Linked DNA regions of Mus musculus: region 1 is linked to region 2. Evidence: chromatin loops called from intact Hi-C (ENCODE). Cell type or tissue: heart. All regions are shown on one strand. Links, peaks and the distances in the headings refer to the core of each region. The heading gives the core; the rest is flanking DNA.

Region 1 (15,993 bases), core at 3,223-11,222, 100 kb after region 2:
GGCATGGGACATAACACAGCACAGTCCTAATGGCCCAGGTGCATGCTGTGTGTTCTCATCTTGGTAACAATGCAATAACTGTACATTGGCAGTTCCGGGTTAATGCTTGACTTGCAAAGAAAGTTTGAAGAAATTATTAGAAAATGAAATAGAGCCAACATTGGGACCCCAAGAAAGAAAGAAAAAATCCTACTGAAGTTAGGAAACGAGTTTTGCATAACATTATTTTTCAATTTCTTTTTTTTTAAATTAGGTATTTATTTCATTTACATTTCCAATGCTATCCCAAAAGTCCCTCCCACCCTCCCACACCCACTCCCCCACCCACCCACTCCCACTTCTTGGCCCTGGCGTTCCCCTGTACTGAGGCATATAAAGTTGAGTTTTGCATAACATTTGAGAGTGGTTCCTGGATAAGCAAGTATAGACTATGTAAAATCTTATATTAGTAAAACTAAGTCAAAACACTGGGACTCTTAGGAGAGTCACTGTGTGCAATGTGCAGAAGCAGAAAGCTAGTGAAACTATTGAGTGAAGGATTAATTGGATTCTTTCTGGCCACTGCCTGGCAGCTTTGCCCATGTCATTTATCATTAGAGCTTCACAAGAAAATGTAAGTAGCTGGCCTTGGAGCTCTGAACTCTGAAGTATAATAAGTTAAAGTTTAAATAATGATAAGTTAGCAATTATTATTATCTTGGCTATAGGCCTGGGAATAGGGAAGCTTGAAGGTTTGGGGAACAATTGTAATTCTTGATTCTTTGTGGGACATGGTTATTCTTTTGAATTTGATTTGGCAATGAATGTACAATGTCTTTTTTTTTTTTTTACCTGCTTTTGGAGTATCAATAAAAGACTTGGGCAAGAAAAAGGTGAGCGAGCATGAGAAGAATGTGTGAAGAGTGAGTGAACAGAGAATATGAGGTGTGTGTGGAGAGTGTGTGTGTTTGAGCGAAAGGAGAGTACATGTGCTGTATGTGATATGTGTGAAGTGTGTGAGAGTGAAAGGGGAATGCACAGAGGTGTGTATGAGCGTGAGAGTTCAAGAAAAGAAAAACACACAGGAGAAAAGCAGAGAGGACAGGAGAATGCAGAGTGTGTGCAGCCTCAAGCTGCGAGCCTATGAGCCAGAGAGAAAGAGAGCAGAGGATGAGAGAGAAGAGAGAGAAACTTTAAGCCTTGAAAAACTGTCAGCTTGTACCCAAAAAGTAGTCTGTGTATATTTATGTATATTTATTATGCGCCTTCCAGATATCCCTGCTTCCTGTTGAGAACTCCGATCCCATGTCGAGGTAGGACCCCGACAAGCTTGTTTCTTTTCCTGTATGTAAAGCTGGATATCTTCATCAGCACGTTGAATGCAAACAAGGAACATTAATCAGCCAAAAAAAACTCACATTTTCTATGTGCAGCACAGCCACCTGACTTGTGAATCCTGGGGTAGAGCCAGGGAATCTGTACATCTAACAAGTTCCCAGGTGGCCTGATCCTGCTGGCCCAGGGACCACACAGAAAGATAACTGGGCAAACTCAAGTCGCTTCTACAGTGGTGGAACAAAGAGATAAGTCTGCAACTTGGAACATCTCAACATATCCTTATTCTGTTGTCACACTTTGGAATTTGGCTAGGGATATAGACAGGGCTCAGAGGGCAAGGATGCTTGCTGCCACATCTGATGACCTGAGATTGAGTCCCACAATCCACATGATGGAAGAAGAGACTGGACTGCGACTTCTACATGTATGCCGTGGCAGACCAGTACCCTTCCTATGCTCAAAATAAATAAATAGGTATGATAATAATAAAGTAAATCCGGGGGAGCCAGAGAGATTGCTCAGTGGCTAAGAGCACATACTACTCTAGTAGGGACCAGAATTAGATTCCCTGCATCCATGTTGGGCAGCTTACAACCACCTCTATCTCCAGCTTCAAGGGACCTGATGCCTCTGACCTCTGCCAGTACCTGCATACACATGCACAGATAGACACAGACACACATATACAATGATTTCTTTTAAAATTTTAAACTTTAAAAAGTTGTTAATGATCCTGCCTATAACTTCAGGAGAAGACTTCTGCTTTACCAGAGGCCATGCCAGAACTAGGGACCCCAAGTAAGATACCACCAAAAGCACCACAGCCCCCCCCCCTAGCCCCACCCTCATATTCTGGCCAGCCCACCACTCAGGCAGGAGACTCCTACTTTATTGGAAGCCACATAAAGAACCCCAGATGGCTAGAAGCCAGTGTAAGAACACAATCAACAACAGGCAGGGCAATATGATACCACTGTAGCCCAGCTAACCTACTACAGCAAGCCCTGGATACTCCAACACAGCTAAAGCACAAGATAATGACTTTAAATCCAATTTTATGAAGATGATAGAGGTCTTTAAAGAGGAAATGAATGAATCCCTCTTAAAAATCCAGGAAAATACAAACAGATGAAGGAAATGAATAAGCTGCTCAAGATCTGAAAATGGAAATAGAAGCAGTAAAGAAAACATAAACTGAGGGAATCCTGGAGATGGAAAATCTAGGCAAGTGAACAGGAACTACAGACACAAGCATCAACAACATTATACAAGCAGTGGTTGAGAAAAATCTCAGCTGTAGAAGAAACAGTAGAAGAAATTGACAAAAAATAGTCAATAAAATACTTGCAAATCAAATCCAAGAACACATCAAAAAGATCATCTACCTTGAAGAAGTAGGCTTCATCCCACAGATGGAGGGATGAATCAATATATGAAAATATCAGTTCAATTCACCATATAAACAAACTGAAAGGGGGAAAAAAAACATGATCATCTCATTAAATGCTGGAAAAGCCTTTGACAAAATCCAACACCCCTTTAATAAAAATCTTGCAGAGATCAGGGATACAGGGGACTTACCTAAACAAAATAAAGGCAATATTCAGCAAGTCAATAGACAATATAAAATTAAATGAAAAGAAACTCAAAGCAATTCTACTAAAATAAAGAATAAGATAAGGCTGCGCACCCTCTCCATGTCTATTCAATATAGTACTTGAAGATCTAGCTAGAGCAATAATACAACTAAAGGAGATCATGGGGATATAAATTGGAAAAGGAAGAAGTCAAAATATCACTATTTTCAGAAGATGTGATACTATGTATAAGCAATCCCCAAAATTCTACTAGAGAACCCCTATAGCTGATAAACACCTTCAGGGAAGTAGCTGGATACTAATTAACAACAACAACAACAGCAATCAGTAGCCCTCCTATCTACAAATGATAAAAGGTCTGAGAAAGCAATCAGGGAAACAACACCCTTCACAATAGTCACTAATAATATAAAATACCTTGGAGTAACTCTAACCAAGCAAGTGAAAGATCTATATGACATGAACTCCAAGTTTTTGAAGAAAGAAATTGGAGAAGATATCAGAAGATGGAAAGATCTCCCATGCTCATGGATCAGTAGGATTAACATAGTAAACATTCTCATTTTACCAAAGAGACACCATGACATGACCAAAGCAACTTTTATAAAGGACAATACTTAATTGGGGCTGGCTTATATTTTCAGAGGTTCAGTTCATTATCATCATGGTGGGAAGCACAGGAGCATCCAGGTAGACATGGTGCTGGAGAAGGAGCTAAGAGTTCTACATCTTGATCCAACTGCATCCGGGAGAGACTGTCTTAGAGGCAGCTAGGTGACACAGTGATACACTTCTTCCAACAAGGCTCCATCTCCTAATAGTTCCACTCTCTGGGCCAAGCATATACAAACCACCACAGGTTCATCAATGGAATCAAATCAAAGACCCAGACATGAATCCACACACTTATAGACACTTGATTTTTGACAAAGAAGCCAAAATATACAATGGAAAAAATTACGCATTTTCAACAAATGGTGCTGGTTTAGCTGGATGTCAGCATGTAGAAATATACAAATAGGTTCTTATCTATCCCCCTGTACAAAACCTAAGTCCAAGTTGATCAAAGGCCTTAACCATAAAACACTGAACATGATAGAAGAGAAAGTAGGGAATATCCTTAAACATGTTGGCACAGGAGACAACTTCCTAAACAGAACATCAATAGTGCAGACAGTAAGATCAACAATAAATGGGACCTCATGAAACAGGAAATCTTCTGTAAGGCAAAGGACACTGTCATCAATAGGAAAAATGGCAGCCTACAGGATGGGAAAAGATCTTCACCAACCCACCATCTAACAAAGGGCTAATTTCCAATATACATATATAAAGAAATCAAGAAGGGCTGGTGAGATGGCTCAGTGGGTAAGAGCACCCGACTGCTCTTCCGAAGGTCAGGAGTTCAAATCCCAGCAACCACATGGTGGCTCATAATCACCCGTAATGAGCTATGACTCTCTCTTCTGGAGTGTCTGAGGATAGCTACAGTGTACTTACATATAATAAATAAATAAATGAATCTTTAAAAAAAAAAAAGAAATCAAGAAACCAAGAAACTAGACATTGACAAACCAATTAGTCCAATTTAAAATTGGGGTATAGATCTGAACAGAATTCTCAACAGAGGAATCTCATGTGGCTGAGAAGCACTTAAAGAAATGTTCAACATCCTTAGCTGTCAGGGAAATGAAAATCAAAACAACTCTGAGACTCCATCTTACACCTGTCAGAATGGCTTAGATCAAAACCACAAGTGACAGCTCATGCAGGCATGAATGTGGAGCAAGAGAAGCACTCCTCCATTACTGGTGGGAATGCAAACTTGTAGAGCCATTTAGAAACCAGTACGACAGTTTCTCAGAAAACTAAGAATCAATCTATCTCAAGACCCATCCACACCATTCCTGGTCATACACACCCAAAACCACAAGGACACTTGTTCAACTACATTCATAGCAGCTTTATTTGTAATAGCCAGAAACTGGAAACAACCCAGATGTCCTTCAACCGAAGAATGGAAAAAGAAAATGGTACATTTATACAATGAAGTATTATTCAGCTGTTAAAAACAATGACATCATTAAGTTTACAGGCAAATGTATAGAACTAGAAAAGATCATCTTGAGTGAGGTAACCCACACCCAGAAAGACAAACATGATATGTACTCATTAATAAGTTGTTATTAGCCAGAAAACACAGGATAACCATACTACAATCCACAGACCCAAAGAAGCTAAATAACAAGGTAGCCAAGGGGAGATGCTTGAATCTCACTGGGAAAGTGAAATAAAATAGACATCCAGGATGGATAGAGGGAGGGAACTAGGTGGGAAAGGTGGTAGGGAGGGAGAACTCCCAGTGATCTATGAGGGTGACCCTAGCTAAGACTCCTGGGAATGAGGGAAACAGAACCTGAACTGGCCATTTCCTATAACCAGGCAAGACTTCTACAATTTGTCCTACCTACAAGATGTGCTGGGGTAAAGGTAGCATAGAAATTATGGGAGTTGCCAGCCAATGACTGGTCCAGCTTGAGATCCATGCTAAGAGAGGGAACCCACCCCTGACACTGCCTTGAGGACCAGGACCTAGAGGCTGGATAGCCCAGAGACCTAGAATAGACAATGATTCCTAATGATAGTCTGCTATAGATGGGTGTTTAACCCAATTGTCATCAGAGAGTCTTCATCCAGAAACAGATGGAAACAGACCCAGAGGCCCACCACCAAACATTAGGTGTAGCTCAAGGTATCCTGTGGAAGAAGGGAGGAAGGACTGTTCTTACAGTTGGGGGTCAAAGGATAGCACAAGAACCCGCAGAATCAACCAACTTGGGCTCACAGGACTTCACAGAGACTGATTCGATAAGTTTGGAACCTGCATGGGATTGACCTAGGCCCCCTACATATGTGTTACAGTTAAACAGCTTGCTCTTCTTATAGAACTCCTAACAGTGGGGGCAGGGGTTGTTTCTGGATGTTGTTTGCCTGCTTTGGGTACTCTTTTCCTCATACTGGGTTGACTCATCTACCTTAATACATGGGAGGTGCCTAGACTTAACTGCAACTTGATAGGCCATGTTTGGTTGAGCATTTTGACTGCCCCTTGAAACTAGAATCCTATATGCCCGTCTTGCCTTCTTCCCAATGCTTTATCTTTCTTTGAAGCTATTTACTGCCACTTGATTAGTTCATTCATTTGTTCTATAAGGCAATTTTGTTTGTTTTTTTTTGTTGTTGTTGTTTGTTTGGTTTGGTTTGGTTTGGTTTGGTTTGGTTTGGTTTGGTTTTTTGAGACAGGGTTTCTCTGTGTAGCCCTGGCTGTCCTGGAACTCACTCTGTAGACCAGGCTGGACTCGAACTCAGAAATCTGCCTGCCTCTGCCTCCCGAGTGCTGGGATTAAAGGCATGCGCCACCACCACCTGGCTTGTTTGTTGTTTTGAAATAGGGTTTCTCTGTATAGTTCTGGCTATCCTGGAACTTGCACTATAGACCAGGCTGATCTCCATCTCAAAGATGGCCTGCCTCTGCCTCCTTGAGTGCCGGGATCACAGGCATGTGCCACCACTAGAAGCAGTGACTTCGTTGTGTGCTATCATCCTAACAGAGGTTGAATCCAGGTGCTTTGGTAGCTAGGCCACAATCTACCTACAGAACCAACCAGGATCAATACAGGCTAAAGAAGAAGGAATGCATTACAAAGCACTTGAAGTGTGTGCACATACAACTGCATAAGCATAGCACCAAAGAGCCTGAAGAATATACTCCAGCATGAAGAGAGAGCACTCCTGCTAGCAGCAGACTTTTACAGAATTAAAATCTTAAGTCATTTTTTATTATTGCAATTTTCTAAAACAAGAATCCATCACTATATATAAAAATACATTGGAGGAAAAATAATACATCAGAAACAGAAAAATAAGCCATCCTTCTAAACAGCCACCGAATTGCAAATTCAAAGCCAGCTGGGCTATACAGCAAGACCCAGTCTCAAAACAACAACAAAAATAAACCAAAAACCAAACAAACAAAAATAGTAATAACAAAAAAATGCAAGGTGTGGTAGTGTGCACCTATAATCCAGCACTTGAGAGGTAGGAGCAGGACTACAAGTTCAAAGCTGGCCTGGCCTGCACAGCAAGGTTCATGGCAAGCTAGGCTATATAGTGAGACATGTCCCCCAAAATGTAACAGACCTAGAGAGGTTAAGCAATTTGCCCAGAGCCACTCACACACTATTAAGTGGATTTGGGGTCAGAATATATGGGATCTGGCTTTTCTATGTAATGCAGTCTTCCTCATTCCATAGGGCCATAATCTTCTGTGCTATAGCCATGTTTTCCAAAAGCAGCTCCATCAGATAATAGAAACACGAATGCCCCAACCCTACTGCTAAACACAAAGACAGCTGTTACTAAAGCTATCGAACATGAGATGCCAGTGTGACTGGATCGTAAACTGGGGGTGGTTGGTGTTAAAGTGTAAAGAGAGGACCACCACTATGCCTGTCTCACCATGATGTTTCCTGGGAAGTGGAACATCCAAACTCTACTCCTCTCCTTGCTAGGATACGGTACACAGACTGTAGCCTGCTGTGGCTGGAAAACAGGCTCTAGAATATTCAGAGTAGAACTGGAGAGGACCCTGCTCTAGCTGACTGTTCACAGAGTGACTTAACATTTGCGCCACATGCTCCCCATCCCGCTCCCATTCCCCATCACTAGTATGAGCTCATGAGGAAGGAGGCATGGGGTAGAGAAGTTTAGAAGAAGAGCCAAGTAGTTGTGTTCCCAGCCCTTGGGCTCTGGCAGCAGCTCATTATCCACAAGAATGTTCTAGCAGTGGGATGGTCACACTGATGCACTCCAGCTGAACAGCAGCCCACATAGTCCTCCTCTCTGTGGCTCACATGAGCAGGCTAAGTAAGGCTCTGATTACGGTGGCTCCACCTTGACTTTAGCAGACCTGTGGATCTCCTGCAAGGTCTTCTGCATTAAGTAAAGCCCCTCTGTCTCCAAGCTGGACACAGAAAACCAACTGCTCCTGGAGGTGGGAAGCGGGGCTCTCCAGAAGAAAGTTAAGAGCAGCTGCTGCCACTCACTGCCAAGGCCAGCTTAGCCAAATCCCCAGGAAAATGCTGCAGCACATGAACATGAAAACACAAACCACAGACAGTCTGCTCTCCTTCCTACACACATGTTCAAACAAGGCAGCTTTCCCCAGCCAAGCCCTGGACTGGAGCAGGATGAGGTCATTTCAATGTCTCTGTCTGTGGCTTTTGCTTTCCCTTCATTCTGATGAGCCAGTTTCCACTGATGTGACCCAGATGCGGCCCTGGGAGGACAGAGAAGCAAGAGCAGGGAACATGATTGGAGTTCGATCCCTACCACTTCAAGAGCCTCCCAGAGCTAGCCAGGTGAGGGAGCACACAACCCAGCAGGCCCAGCAGGGCAGTGGGTCACAGGACTCCTACAGAAAGCCTTCGGGAGAGGCAGGTGGAAGGACCACCTACTTGATCTGCATTCACACTCTTCCTCTGTGGATGTTCCCTGGCTGGAGAGTCAGAGGGAGGAGTGGAGGCTGGCTGTTGGTCACAGGCTTTGGTGTGGTGTCACTGTCCTGCACCGTGGAAGTACTCAGGGGAGGCCTGAACAGACCTCCACATGAAGGGTTAGCGTGGCTGAGGGCGGGTCAGATCCTTGCAGCAAGCTTCTGCTGTTAATGACCTGTCTCTGTAAAAACTCAGGAATGCTGCTGAAGACAGAGGGGAGGCAGATGCTGACTTTAGCAAAACCCTCAGCAAGATTGTAGTCAACTTCTCCACATCTTAAGTTCCAAAGGAAGCATGTGACAGCACCGGATAAAAAAACCCCTAGGTCTCCTGGTCCCCAGGCAAATTTGGTAGCTGGAATGGTAGTCTTGGGGGACAGCAAATGCTGCGGTGGGTCAAAGAGCTCTCTGAAAAGCTCCACTTCAGAAGTCAGAGAGCTGATTCATAGTGAGATTGTAGAACTGTTGAATGACAGCCCTGGTCTTAAAGCTGAGAATTCACCTGCTTCTTATGGAGGTGAGTACAACAGACCACAGGAGCCAAACACTCCAGAAGACAGCACTTCTTTTAGCTCTCCTATTCAAAGTATTTGCTTGGTTCACTCAGAGGAACGTTGGGTGCCAATTCTTGATGTAGCACCCCTGGACACTGTGGCATGGGAAAGAAGGCCAAAGCACCGGATAACTCCCCAAGAGAGAAGCTGGGAATTCTAGGTTGTGACCTACTTAGATGTACGAGTGAGGAATAAACACAGAACCAGCCACCATCACTTGTGGTGATGGAACTTGCTGCAAGCAATCAGCTTTCACCCATTGTCGCTGGGCAAGGAGGCTCAGAGCCTCGGGACCTTGTCCCCATCTGAGGAAGGCAGAGAAGAGCACACAGTTCCTGCTGTGATGGCTACTCCTCATTACTCTCCATCTACTCATTCCTAAGTGCTCTGAATGAAATGGTTCCTCCAGCCAGTAAAGAGTGTGCTGAGAAGAGAGGCCACTGCTGTTGTCAGTAGAAGAAACATGAGTCAAACCATCAGGAAAGGGAGCACAGGTCCTGGGTCAAGAATTTGAGTTGGGTATCAGGGTTTTTCCCACCTTGGAATCATTCTGCTTAATATCTTCTGCTGTCCCTCTAAGGTCAGAGGGCCCTGGCACACTCAGGTTAACTAAACACACCAGCAAAGAACGCATGAGCAAAGACAGAGAAACCTGTCATCTTTAAGCAGTGATACCAGCTCAGTAGAGCTCACTTCCAGTCAGTCCTGTTAATAAACTGGCATCACACAAAGTGAGCTCTAGGACAGCCAGGACTGTCACAGAGAAATACCAAAGGGAACAAACAAACAGCAACAAACCAGCATTGCAACCCTGTCTACCTCCAGCCCTCCACATCATTAAACCCTGTCCATCTAGAAGAGGCTACACACATTTCCTAGGGCTGTCCCTCACTGATACATACCCTAGAGCAGCAATTCTCAGCTCCCTAACTCATGTGGGTCTCAACCCCTTTGGGGATCTAGTGACCCTTTCACAGGGACTATATATCAGATATCCTGCATATCAGATGTTTATATTATAATTCATAACAGCAAAATTACAGTTACAAAGTAGCAACAAAAATAATTTTATGGGGGGGGGGGGTCCACCAAAACATAAGAAACTGTATTAAAGGCTACAGCATTAGAAAGGTTTGAGAACCACTGCTAGAGGTACGCAGGGGTCATCTCAGCTGGAACACACATGGTTTGGAGCTATGAAAAACTTAATTGTTAACTGATAGGTTCTGCCTGACCAGAGTCAAAGGCACGCTGTAAAGGAAGCAGCAGAGGCCTCAGACAGGTCTTTATTATTGGTTTTGTTTTGTTTTTTTGTTTTTTTTTTTTTTTGCACCCGTCTTACTTGATGAGTTAGCACCTAAAAACTGTCTATGTATTCAAGTATCACAACACTGGTCTTGAAGAACTCACAAGTCTAACCCCATTCCTTTACCTGTTCTTATTTTTTTTAGACAGGGTTTCATTATATATCCTAAGCTGGCCTGGAACTGTAAACCAAGCTTGCCTCAAACTCAGAGATCCAAGTGCTAGGATCAAAGGCTTATACCACCACACCAGGCCTGCCTCAGTTTTTTCAATACTAACATTCATCAGATGGTCCTCATCACAGCCTTTGCTTTTATGTGTTTATCTTAATATGAACTTACACATATTCAGTTCTCTTGAAGAACAAGTGATCACCTGAGCTCCCCAGGGTCCCGTTGGATCTCCCTCTTTTCTGTACTACTGTGGAGTAGCCCAAGATATGCATACCCCATGCTTTACTGACCTCACAGGGTCATTTAAGTTGTTCTCTTCTTGTTTTGGTCTATCACAAATGATGCTGCACTGAATATTTTCTACCCCTTCATTCATACACATGAGCTTGTGTCTGAGCCAGATATCAGGAAGAGGAAATGCTAGCTCAAAGGAATGTACTTTTTACAAAGGTGGATGCCCATGGTTCTTGTCATGTGTGTGTACACACACCCACTATACAAGAGCACCCAGGAATGTGTGCATAGGAGTGAGGGAGATGCTAAGGTCTCCATCTGTCTGGATTCTCTCTGGTGTGCTCTCAATGATGTAACTTGCTGTGTTCTTTTTTGTTTGTTTGTTTTTGTTTTTGTTTTTGTTTTTGAGACAGGGTTTCTCTGTACAGCCCTGGCTGTCCTGGAACTCACTCTGTAGACCAGGCTGGCCTCGAACTCAGAAATCCACCTGCCTCGGTCTCCCAAGTGCTGGGATTAAAGGCATGCGCCACTGCCTGGCAACTTGCTGTGTTCTATGCTACAGATATCTACAGGAACCTCAGCCACCAAATGTAGACATATGTGGGAGACACTCAACTCCTATTTAATGGTGACTCCCTGGTCATTAAAAAAAGCTCACCACATAGGCCAGAGGTTGTGGCATACACCTTTAATCCCAGCACCGAGGAGGCAGAAGCAAGTGGATCTGTGAGTTCCAACCCAGCCAGGGCTACATAGTGAGACACTGCCTTTATAAACAAAAAAGGTCCACTGCAATGGCAGTAAAATGAATAAAGCCACAAGGTTGCCAAGAACGGGGTGGGAGTCAGGAGAAATGGGACCAATTCATTCCTTGAAACTAAAAGCACAGTGTGAACATATAAGACAGCGCAGGAGGAAGCTGCCACATAGGCAGTCAGTAGGCTACGTAGAGATCATCAGATCTTCCAGGAGGAAAGCTGGGTTCTCAGAAACAGCTCCTGAGGATGGGAAGGGAAATGAAGCTGAAAACTGAGATCAACTTAAGGGCTGTCTGCAGAACAAGTGCACTAATTGGCTCCATCGCTGCCACATCCCAGGGGAAGCAGCTAATGCCAGGTGAAAACAGGAGGGCTGGCCTCCAAAATATTAAACCAAGGAACTAGAGAAAAAGTTGACAAACTTCTATAAAAAGCCAGCTACTAAATACCTGAAGCTTTGTAGGCCTGACAGGGTCTCCAGCTCATATTATTTTTCAGTTGGGAGCATGAACTTATAGTACCAGTCAAACTGTGCCACTGAAACCCAGTCTGGCAGCCAATAAGCCCCTCTCCCAGCCAGAGTACTACAGGAGCTTCCCATTCAGGGCAGAGGCCTACTGTAGAAAGAGATCAACCATTGTGAGGGCAAGTGGATCTGTGAGTTCCAACCCAGCCAGGGCTACATAGTGAGACACTGCCTTCATAAACAAAAAAAGTCCACTGCAATGGCAGTAAAATGAATAAAGCCACAAGGTTGCCAAGAACGGGGTGGGAGTCAGGAGAAATGGGACCAATGGGGGCAGCCCAAACATCTGCCCTCAAAGAATATGCACCCAATGCTTCATTTTTAAGTATGAATGAACTACTGTGCATCACCAGACACTGAGGGAAACCAGAAGCCTGAAGAAGAATGACCAAGATAAACAAGGGAACCAGATCCCAGAGGAATGAATAGTTTCAGGGTCAGGAGATAATTTAAAAACAACATCTCTAATTAGTGTGTCAGAGAAACCCAACACAATTTAGCTTTCCTAAAGCAAGAGCAAGATACTGTGAGAGTGAAACTGGAGAACGGGAGAATTTACAATATCAATGCCAAAGGAGTGCCCACACTAGAACACCTGGGACACAAAGTGAAGACTATGTATCAAACTAGAGTAGGAAAAGACATGGAGAAGGTAAGACAACTAAAAAAACTCAATCTTGGAAGTGTTGTGTTCAACACAAGAGTTTCAGTGTAACACTGGGGGTGGGGTGGGGTCAAGCAAAAAGAAATGAGTGAAAAGAAATCAAAGAAGCAGGGAGAAAAACATATGCACAGAGCAGAAGGACGATGGAAGACTTTAAACTAAATGGCCTCAGATAACTCAGAGCAATAGATAGGAATGCTCAATGTAGACACCGAACAAAAACAAAACAAAACAAAAGCCCTCAGAATCAAAGATCAACAGAGTATGTTGTATATACCTAATGAAGGTAATAAAAAGAAAATAACCCACCCTAAGGTTCCTTCACATCAATGAGAATCAGGCTGGCATCGGCTATGTTGTCTTCTTGGTTATGAGCCTAGCCTTAAATGTCTGAGCAGTCTCTCTAGCGCTGGCATCAGATATCTTAACAGTGACACAGATGGCTTGAAGTCAACAGATCAATGTTTTTAATGCTTGAAGGGAAAATTAATTCAACTAGACAAATCAACCGAAAGCAACAAAACAAAGGGTTCAGGATTTACTCCCACATATCTTTCTGTGGAATTATTTTATAGTTGCTTCAGCTAATCAAGAAAGGAAAGCAAGAAAGAAAAAGACACCGAATTTAGAAGACACAGTCTGACCTAGAGAAAATGTGAAAAGAAGTCTCTGGTTGAGAGCTGCATAGCGTGCCGGCACCATGGGCAGTCCAGACAGGAGGAGCAGGAAAGGGCTTCCTGCAAACGGAAAGGTAGCGTATGCCATGTAATGAATTACCAAACTGAAACCAATGTGTGAGTCACTTCAGGAGCAGGGAGAAAGGCCATAGCATTCTTCCAAACACAGTGAAGAGAGGCAACCAGAAACACCATGCAAAAACGTAAAAGCTGTAAAAACCCACTGGTTACTGACTAAATGTTACTGACTAAAAAGCAGTATGATTCGGAGGATCTACTGGAACCTAGGAAATGAGAATCACTGACCTTGGAGTCACAGGCACTCTACACAGCATGGTGATATCCACTGTGAAGGTAGGAGAGAAGGTACAATACCAGCATCCTGCTTCGGCATGCAGCAAATGCTACTGATATGCCAAAGCAAGGAAAGCGCTGTTCAATGACTTTTCAACTTAGAACCAATACTGAGACAAAGCATGAAAGATGACCCATCCTGTCTGGAGATACAGGTTAGTGGTAGAGCACTTGCCTAGCATGCTCAAGGCACCAGGTTCGATCCCTGGTGCTACAAGAACTACACAAGACAGTGTAACAAAGCATACTGACAGCTAGCTAAAAAGGCAGTGCTGGAAATAAGGAGGTGGCAGAAGGCAGAAGAGACAGTGGGAAAGCTGGACACACTCATCCTTTCCCCTGATTTGCATTAAACAGCAACAAAACCAGAAAACAAAAACCAGCTACATTTAAAGACACTGAGCCTTCCAAAGGCAGATAGATAAAGACTGGGAGTGCAGGGAATGAAAAAGGAGGCAAAGGAGTTGATTCTTTCCTTTCTTCTCTCCCTCCTTCCATCCGTCCTTCCTTTCTTTTTCAGACAGGGTCTCCGTAACACTGGTCATGGTGTGGTTGCTTCTGAGAAGTGAGGTGGGAAGGGGGCACAGCAGTAGGGGTCCGTTCATGCCCATTATAAGCCTCCTGGTGCTATCTGATGATTATCTGATCAGGTAACTACACATCTGACTCTGACAAATGCCCGACCCTCCCACAGAGACTTTCTGCTGAACAGTTCAAGTTAAGAGCTATTTACTAATAAAGCCTGGCATTTTATCTCCATTCAACTTGAGACTCCATGATCTCATATGGTAAAGAAACCTTCTTAGGTAGGCAAGCCAGCCTTCTGATTCCCCACTTGTCGTTCAGAGAAACTAAGTCTCCACAATTCAGTGACGTTTTCTGGTTCGATGGCTGTAAGCCTACAGTATTTCTCATGTTAGATGACCATGGCATGCTGTGAGTGTTTTGGCTGAGACTTGTCTGGCAAGCCATTCCTTGCTGGCCACTGTTCATGTAACTTGTCCCTTGGCTCAGCTGCAGTGGGAGGGCTGCCGAGGACATCACGGCGGATAGGTTCAGAGGCTTGTGCCAGTCTGCGCTGGAGAGACACCAACAGACCCTGGTACTTGGGCTTCTTCCAATGGCTGGAGGACCTGCCACACTGCTCCACTCGATCAGGACTGGTATCATCTTGGGGTACCTTCCAAAATAGCATAGGGCTCCCTTATCCACAGGAGGTAAAATAATCTAGCCTGGTCGCTCCCCTGCCCCAGAGAAGAGGAGCCATGCAGAAACGAAAGCCTGATAATGTCCAAAATCTCGAAGACTGAAACTCAACACTTTCACTTTCAACAATAGTGACTTTAAAAAAAAAAAGCAAGAATGATGACAGAGCCATTCAAATGTGTGGGAAAATATTTTCATCCACCTAAAAAAGGGCCAGTTTTTCTTAACTATTAACTAGGAAACATATTCGTATCCATAAAAAGCAAGTCTCAGTCTCTCTCTCTCTCTCTCTCTGTGTGTGTGTGTGTGTGTGTCTGTGTGTGTGTGTGTGTGTATGTGTGTGTGTGTGTCTAGCATGTACCATGTAGGGACTAAAATAAAAAGGATATTCATAACGTAGAGTTTCCTGGCTCTTCCCCACCATTTTGATTTCAGGGTGTGTGTCTTTACTGTCTTCTCAGCATTGTTACGGACGCATGCATACCTAAGCACCATACTGTTTAGATCAGCCTGATCCTCAGAATCGCATCATGTGGACTTCTTGCCCCCACCTGATGACTTAGCCTCCACGAATACAGGCAGCTATAGTTCATTTCCATTGCCAGAGAGAGGTTGTCCACTTTGAGACTGTACCAGGCTATCCACCTTCTCTACTGCTACTTGACTAAGTCTCGTCTTTTCTATCACAAACAGCTCTGCCAGGGAAACTCTTCTGAGAATAGCTAATCTTTTAAAATGCTCCTCCCAAACAAATCCTTTCTCCTCTCTCCAGAGTTTTGAGTTTTGCCTCTGTAAAGAATACAAAGTAGAAAATCCTGGCCTGTGGCTAAAGTCCTGAGTGATTTAGGCAACCAAAAGAGTGATTCCCAAGATCTCATCCCTTGCTCCCTGTCTAGGCCTCTCACACAGAGCCTCCAGTCTCCTCCAGTAAACCTGAGACTCCACACCCTGCTTTATAACAGGTAAACAATCGGCCTTTTAGAAGGTCGCCTGTATTTCTGAGCCACACCTCTCACCACTATCTCCCCCTTCTTCTCTGAGTGAGAGGAAACATAGACCTCAAAGAAAGACTC
Region 2 (8,000 bases), core at 1-8,000:
GTTGGCTTCTGAGGGACAGAGTAAGAGGGAGTTTTAAAGAACCACAATCCCCTCCTCCTCCACCATCTACCTCACACAACCTCAGGGTCAGTTCTCTGCCCAGTTCTCGTTGACCTTAGCTATCCAACCGGGCAACAGCTAACTAACCAAGCACCTACCTGAATGGAGCTAACACAGATGAGAAAGTGGATTTATTACTCAAGAAAACTGTGAACTCTCTATGGTGCTGGAGGTAGAACCTGGGCCTCATGTATTCCAGGCAAGTGTTCTACCATTGGTCCACGTCCTTTTTCCTGATTATCAAGTTTTAAATGCAGAGACTTAATGATGTTTGTGCCTGCTTGAGTTATATATACCATGTGCACGCAGGAGCCTCTAGAGACCAGAAGAAGGCATTGGGTGGTCTGGAACTAGAGTTACAGGTGCTGGTGAACCAAAGTGGGTGCAGAAAACTAAACCCAGGTCCTCCCCAGAAGCATCTAGTGCCCTGAACTGCTGAGCTACCTCTTCAGCTGCTAAGTTTTAAGTTTAAATTGTTATGAGTCTAGTGGCTATTGTGTTTATCTTATATCTTATCAACTTTACTACCTAGGAAATTACTATAGTACACTTGGGGGCGGGGACGGTATCTGTGAAGAATAGAAAGAATTGACTAGAGAGGGAAGATATACCCTAAAGGTGGGTAGGGATAAGATAAGGGTAGATAAGGGACCTGTGTAAGTACTTTTTCCTGCTTCTCACATTCCACCACGTCCTCCCTGCTGTTACTGATTAAATCGACTGAGACCTTGAACAAAATCTATCTTTCCATTAGTAAGTTGGTGACATCGGGGATGAAAGTCTGGCTGACACAACAGCGTACTAGATAATCCAACTCCCACATCTGGGGAAGATCTGGGTCTCCAGGAGGATGGTGGCTGTCAGAATGACAATAGCCACATTCACCATAATACTATCTGTTGCACGAGTATTTATAGGTGTCAGGCTTCATGCTGAGTACCAACACGGTACAGTACAGGATCTCCCAAACACATATGCACAGATACTGTTATTAGCCTCATTTTATAAATGAGCAAACTAGAACTAGCAAATATAAATAACTTGCTCAAAGAAGGGAAGAGGGCTCTGCCCTCCCCCTTGGATGTGGTGGTTCAACACCCATGGCTGTGTAATCTTTCCTGGGATGATATACCCCTTCTGTAAACCAGGGTCAGCGATACCTTGCCTGCCCATCTTATGGGCTGCTTCCCATTCCTTCCACCCCAATTTATCCACAGCAATGGTGGACTTAATATTCAAACTTCAGGAAGCTTGCCTTGCTTCACTCAGACAGTGGGCTTTAGAGAACATTTCACCTGCCCACTTACCCTGAGAGAGTCACTTCTTGGATTCCATAAGGCCTCTTAAAGGCTGATTTTCTCCTGGCATCCCTTTCAACTGTCTTTCTCTCCATTGCTTCTTGGTAGGCCTTATTTTCCACGGTTGCTGCCTTTTGTCTTTAAGACAGGATCTCACGCAGCTCTCGCTGGCTTTGAACTTACTACGTAGCTGAGGCTAACACTGAAATCCTACCTCTGCCTCTCAAGTACTGGGATTTCAGACGTTTACTACTGCACCTCCACCCCTGCCACGTTAAACACCCTGTGCTCTGGAATCCAGTTTGGAGTCCTGCAGAATTACACGGCCATCACCTCCTCACCAGCTCTGCTCCTTACGGTCTTCATCACACTCCCCCTCCTCCTGACATTCTCTGTATTAAATAAGTAGAGCACAACTGAGCAGTCATCCAAGCAGGAAACCAAGGAAACCTAGAGCTACTCATAAAACTCCCAATCCTCCCTGCAAGCATAGGTGCTAGGACACGGAACTGTACAGGAACTCACAATGGTTAGTGTTTTATGTCAACTTCACACAGCTAGAGTCAACTTAGAGGAAGGAACATCAATTGAGAAACTGCCCCCTAAGACACTACTATAGGCAAGCCTGTAGGGCATTTTCCTAATTACTGATTGAAGGAGGAGGGCCCAGCCCACTGTTGGTGGTCCTGGGTTCTGTACAAAAGCAAGCTGACCAAGCCAGTGAGGAGCACTCCTCCAGCTCCTGCCTCCAGTTTCCTGCTCTGCATGAGTTCCCACTCCAACTTCCTTAAATAATAATATGGAAGTGTAAGCAAAATAAATCCACTTCTCCCCAACTTGCCTTTGCTCGTGGCGTTTCATCACAGCAATAGTAACCCTGACTGAAACAGAACCTCCAGTTCTCTTTTATGACTGCCTTCTCACACAGAGATGGGAAATATGCAAATAGGATGTTTAAAGAATAGTTCATTATTTCATACAGTTTTTATGAGGGGAAACCACTGACCTAATTACCTAACCATCTAAATCTGGATGCTGAGCTCAGAGGTGAAGTCAGTCAGATTTGAGCTGCCAGTGGCTTAAAGATGGAGGGAGCTACAGGGCCCGGAATGCAAGCAGCCTCCAAGAGCTGAGTGTACCTCTTCCCTCAGACCACAGTCTGCAAGAACAGGGGGACCCTAGTCCTACAAACCATGGAAACCCAAACATGTTTCACCTAAGACAAGTTTGAAAAAAAATTACCATAAAGCCTCCAGATAGGAAGTCAGTTCTTATCGTCAACCTGCGACACTACAGAGAACCTACCGCCATGAGCCAAAGCCAGGGTGTATTTGAGGCCACTACGCTGACTGTCATTGGGCAGCAATGGAAAATCAGTGCAATATCACAGCCAAATACAGCCCTTTCTTTTTCCTTCCCACTGCCAGGAGCTGGATTCAGAGCCTCACCTTCTCCTACTTCCCTCTAAAGCCTTCACTCTATCATACGTTATGCATGCATGCTGGTCCACCCCTGTAACCCCGGCAATCAAGAAGCAGAGACAAGCACATTTCTGTGCATTCCAGCCTGGTCTACACAGTGAGACCCTGTCATAAGTGAAATCCCCCTTCCTGCCCTCAACGCCATCTGAACTAGAACAACTTGGTATTGGCAGGCTTATATGTGCACACCAAATGGACTGCCTCCTCCCACTTCACGCCTAATACATGCCATGATCCCCACAGGACTGACAACAGAACCACTTCAACTGTAGACTTTCCCAGATAACACAGCAGAAATGTGTTCCCCTCTGTGCTTCTACCACACTTAAGCAACTCTAGTGTGAAAGGTTGTCACTCCACAGTGAGACTGGCAGCTTATTCTGCTACAGGGCATCTCTTCTGAGCAGGCGGTCACAGCTTACTCTCTAAGCCCGTGAACTTGGGCTCACCACTGGGCAGTCACACTGTGGCCATGTGATGCATGATGTTGGATAATATAGACAGTTGAGAATAAACATGTTGATTTTAAAATTTGGCTAATATTAGCTGGGTATTGTGGCTCATTCTTGTAAACTCATAACTTGGGAGGACTACTATGAGTTTGAGGCCAGCCTGTCTCAAGAGAACTAACAAACAGCAAAGGGCAAACACTGAAAGGAACAGCTGCTCTGTTCCAATCTCTGTGATTGACATTTTATATTACTGTCTTAAGTCCTGCCTAAGCTTAAGTGGTCAATGCAAGTATTATCCTCACCATTAAGATAAGCAACTGAAATTTCCTAACGCTAGACCTGCCTAACAACCGCACAAAGTGGCACAGCCAAGAGCCCTGCCAATGCCTGCTGGTGACCTCCTTCTGCAGTCTCCTATGCCCCCATGAGAGAGTCTAAGATATACAGAAATAATATTCGCAAAGCTACAATGTGGGGTAAACCCTACCAGCTGAAGACTACCAGGACACAGAGTGTGAAAATCAAAGCTGTAACTCCCAAAACCACTTCAGCTCCCTAAACTGGTTTACCACACTAAGGACATGCAGGACAGACTGTCAACACTTCGTCTCCACTCACTCCAACAGATCAGTATGTTCCAATGTAGGACCGCAGGCTAAAAGTCTAACATTAACTACACTGACTCAAGCTGTTCCCACAGGTAAGGGCCAGTGAGTGTGCCAGCAGCTACCAATTTACAGATCCTGACCAGAGCCTGCCAAAAGCATCTTTAAGTCAGCGCCCAAATCCAATCCTTTCACCTACTCCATTTTTAGGGATAACCCAGTTTTCCAAAGTACACACTGTCCATCAGGGCAGCGTGCTGCGGAAGCACTCTTCAAAGGTTAGGTGCAAGCTGCACCCAATTCTTATGATCTCTCCTCGATTTCCACCCACAGCCCCATACCTCCCCCCCCCCCCCACCAGCTTGGTCTTGTCACCAGCTTGTCACCACCTGCTTGATCTTTCGAGGCTGTTGTATGGGCAGGCTCAGGAGCTTGTCTGCTGCAATCTCCATAAAGAAGGGGTTTAGAATCCGGACCTGTTTGGGGTTGACATCCCAGATGAGGGGAGGCTGTTTCCAGAAGCCTTTTCGCACCTATGGGGGTAGGGTTAGAAGGGAGACATGAAAAGAGGTGAAGGCCCGTTTCTCAACTCTATTCCAGCTGGTGGTCTTCAGATAGAGAAAATCCCAGTCAAGTGAGGTAAGACTTGTCCCAGACCTGAGAGACCAAAGGAGAGGTCAAGAGGAGCCCCCTTATCAGGAAGGAAAGGTAACATGTGAAGAGTGTGGGGTCTGACCACTACCTCTTTAGAGATATGTAGGCAAGCAGGGACTTGAGCCTTAGGCTGTCAACATACTGGGCAATAAATGCCAGATCAGTCGGTTCAGCCTTCATCCAGATGGCCCACTGAGAGAAAAGGCTCTTTGTGGGACCATCAGGGAAAGCTCCCAGAATGCTGCCTGCTTCAAGGTACCAGTGGGACAGCTTCATTGTTCCCAGGTTTCTCATACATCCTGACAGTTCTCCTATTCCAGGCAACCCTCCAGCCCAGGGGGCCTCTGGTTGCCACCCCAGCCCTACAGACTCTTGAGCAGGGCAGTTAATCAGCAGCCCTACAAAACAATGCCCTTGTCGAGAAGCCCAAGGCTCTGGCTGTGGAAAGCCTGGTTCACCATGTCCCTTCACCAATCCTTTAGGAGCATCATAAGGCGGTCCGTGGGACATAAAGCCCTGACCAGGAGAGCGTCCCCATCACCATATCTCTTTGTCCCACCTGACACAACTTACCCGCTTCTTATCACTCAAGATGGTCTCAATCCAGTGGAAGTCCATCGCCTTGAAAGCTACCAGGACCAAGAGCGTGTCTGGGTTGTTTTCTATTTTAGGGTCAAAGTGGGCCGACTCAGGATAGAAGAGACGTATGGTGGTCTTGGAGCCCACATCTCCCTCGTAGCCAGCCACAGGAGCATTGTTCAATCTGGCCCAGGAAAAGAACATCCATTACTGGAGATACCAGGCCTTTTGGCAGCCCCGTTTGGGACATCCAGGACCCAAAAAGAAGCAGGAGGGATGACCACACACCTGATGACCACGTCGTACTTGTTGATGACACCGCCCAGCGAGCTGTTCCGCAACCGGTGCCCATTTCCCACCACAACACAGCGACGACACTCGAGGCTGCCGTGGGAAGAGGGGTGTTCAAAACTTCTAGGCTCTTCTCAGCCATGCCTCAGGCATGCTAAGTGGCCCTGCTAATTGTTCTACTGACCTCCAAGTCTTGTACCTCAATATGAAACACAAGCAAGCCACGCATAGCAAAGAGATAATGAGAGGAGTGCCACAAGAAACCCCAGCACAAGAACTGTGCAAGGTGGCACACACTTGTAACTTGGCACTGAAGAAGTGCCAAATCCAGCCTGGGCTACATAAAGAAACCCTGTCTTAAAAGGAACCAAAAAAAAAAAAAAAAAAAAAAAAAAAAAACCAGAAAGAAGAGGGGAGGAGAAATCCTAGGACACAGCTTCCTTGCCTGTTGCCCAGGTCTGTCTGTTGCCATGGCAATACCTTCAGCAGCTTCTGCGTACTCTGGCATCTAGATGCTCAGGCTAAGTCGTTGTGATTTTAGAGTACCAATAGCTCCTGGAGACAGGCAGGCTACGGCAGGTCAAACTGGCCACAGTGAACCAAAGGCAAGGCACTAGACCATGATGAGTTCAAACTGGAGCAGGGGAAGTGAAGGTGCCAGATTATAATGAGAAGAATATCTCCTTACCTCTTTATGCTCTCAGGTATAGAATAGCTAGTGATGGCCAGCACCCGGAGAAGAAGGTCTTCTACAGGAAAAAAAAAAAAAAAAAAGGAACAGAAGAAATAGAATGAGAGAAGACCACGGTCATCAGCATTCTAAAGGCTGCTCCCATTCCACTCCCAAGATTCTCCCTCCTTGACATAGGTACCTGAGCCTGGGCAAAAGAACCCAGACATGGAGCCAGTGGATAGCAACATCCAAGAACGTGGCCCACAAGATCAGACCTTGAACTGTCTGTCCACTTGCTTGGGTAGAACAAGTCATTAAGCACATTAGTCCTTCAGAGCAGTTCATAGTCAGTGAGATGCTTGCCCACGGAGCTGAGAAATAACTTACCACTTCCTTTAGTCCCAAAGGGCAGCTCATAGGTGGATGGCGTCTTTACCCAAAAATAATCCTTAAGCTGCAGAAAGATGGGCTGTTCCCTAGAACGGCTATACAGCAAAGGGAAGAGAAAGAGATTAATCTGACGGAACAGGGTCAGGCCCCTGACTATAGTAGCTGGTCTTTGTCCTTCTTCCAGCTTCATCTACCCTCCAGCCCATTAGTGATGAGGCAAAACCACTCAGTCCTAAGTACCCTGTTCCATCATCTGGTACTTACTTGCCAAAAATCTTAGAGGCCTGTCTCTCTGCCTCACCCTGGAAGCATGGCTCTTTCTTCTCTGAGATGGGAAAATAAAAGCTGGAGAGAGAAAAAAAGAATCAGAAGATCCAGTCAGACTGAGGTCCTGATGCCATCATCGCAGGTAGGATCAACCTCCCCTGTGATGGTACAGAGGCCCCACAGAACTGGTGAAGGACTTACAGACTCAGTATCTCCTCAACCCAAGTTCCACTTTGAACACAAATCATTAAGGGTCCAGATCTTTCTGCCCTAACATTTCCTCTGTGGGAGATCACAGAAGCCACCCAGAACACCATCCCACCTATCCCCCAACCCACCCATCCCCATGGAAGGACTCTTTGAGCTAGCAGCTAGCTGAAGAGGAGATGTCAGGCAAAGGGTCTCAAAAGTTTCCTGCCTGGCTAGGTACCCTGCTTTTACATCAGCCCCTCTTGGTCGAGAAGTAATAGAAGAACACAGAAAGCATACTTACAACTCAATGTACCTATCTTCTCGGGAGATGGAATACCACACCATGACAACAACAAGGACCAGAGCCAGGGCCAGGAGCTTCCAGTCTGCAAGATACATGCACAACGGAGCTGAAGGCAGAGGCAGGCAGGTACAGTTCCAGGACGCCTTCTCCTTTGCTAATACTGGGCCCCTCCGCCCCCAGCACAGCAGACCCAGTCTCTGGCCTCATCCTGTCCCTAGAGAGGGGCTGGGACTGAAGTATTTCTGCTGTCAGGATAAGAAGAGTGTCCTTGGCTCCAAGTGTGACCCTCTACCACCCCTGCGAAGGTCCCAAGTTGATGCTGACAATGACTGCTGGACCTTCCAGCATGGAGGACCCCCAGGACAACACTCACGAGATTTGCTGGTCATGTTTCTCAGCAGATAGCAGGGTTCCTGGGGAGAAGTGTCATCCCGGCTGCCTCGGGCCACCTAGGAGGCAGGAGTCCCAGGTGTCAGTCTAGGCTCAGCCTGCACACCTAACTAGACACACCCCCTGCCTGCCCTTTTCCTGCTCTAGGAATCATGAAGCCACTACGTGGCAACCAGGCCCAGGTGATCTTCCTCCTAAATTCTCAGAGGGCAGTGTGAGGAATCTAGGTGGAGCCCTGCTACAGGAAGGGGAACTGAGGTCCCAACCCTCTTTCACTTCCCATGCCTGACTTACCAACACCAGTCTCTACTGCAATTTTCCAGCACTATGACACAGGAAGAATATGTTCGGGGGAAAGTAGATG

The links. Peaks named below come from ENCODE experiments on the same cell type or tissue, not always from the same donor. Only the 100,000 strongest peaks of a DNase experiment are listed, where the experiment ranks them.
Region 1: it touches region 2 in a loop (2.6-fold over the local background); 2 of 42 quality-filtered maps call a loop at or near these places.

The regions. Positions count from the first base shown.
Region 1 is chr9:35,148,446-35,164,438 of GRCm38, forward strand. All of the region lies in intron 2 of Dcps (decapping enzyme, scavenger), which reads right to left. Among named protein-coding and RNA genes, the nearest start is that of Gm24262, 12 kb to the left of the region's middle. In heart, for the core only: no CTCF peak of the experiment used is centred there; DNase peaks (open chromatin) are centred at 7,736 and 8,136.
Region 2 is chr9:35,047,955-35,055,954 of GRCm38, forward strand. St3gal4 (ST3 beta-galactoside alpha-2,3-sialyltransferase 4) reads right to left here. Exons shown (of 11, transcript NM_009178.4): 2 at 7,620-7,695; 3 at 7,244-7,328; 4 at 6,748-6,828; 5 at 6,481-6,578; 6 at 6,109-6,169; 7 at 5,418-5,513; 8 at 5,124-5,313; 9 at 4,286-4,429; 10 at 1-8. The coding sequence starts at 7,635. It overlaps Gm51705 (a long non-coding RNA gene), which reads left to right and starts at 6,822. Exons shown (of 3, transcript XR_003948316.1): 1 at 6,822-6,892; 2 at 7,177-7,372. In heart, for the core only: no CTCF peak of the experiment used is centred there; DNase peaks (open chromatin) are centred at 2,167, 3,857 and 7,747; H3K27me3 peaks cover 666 bases.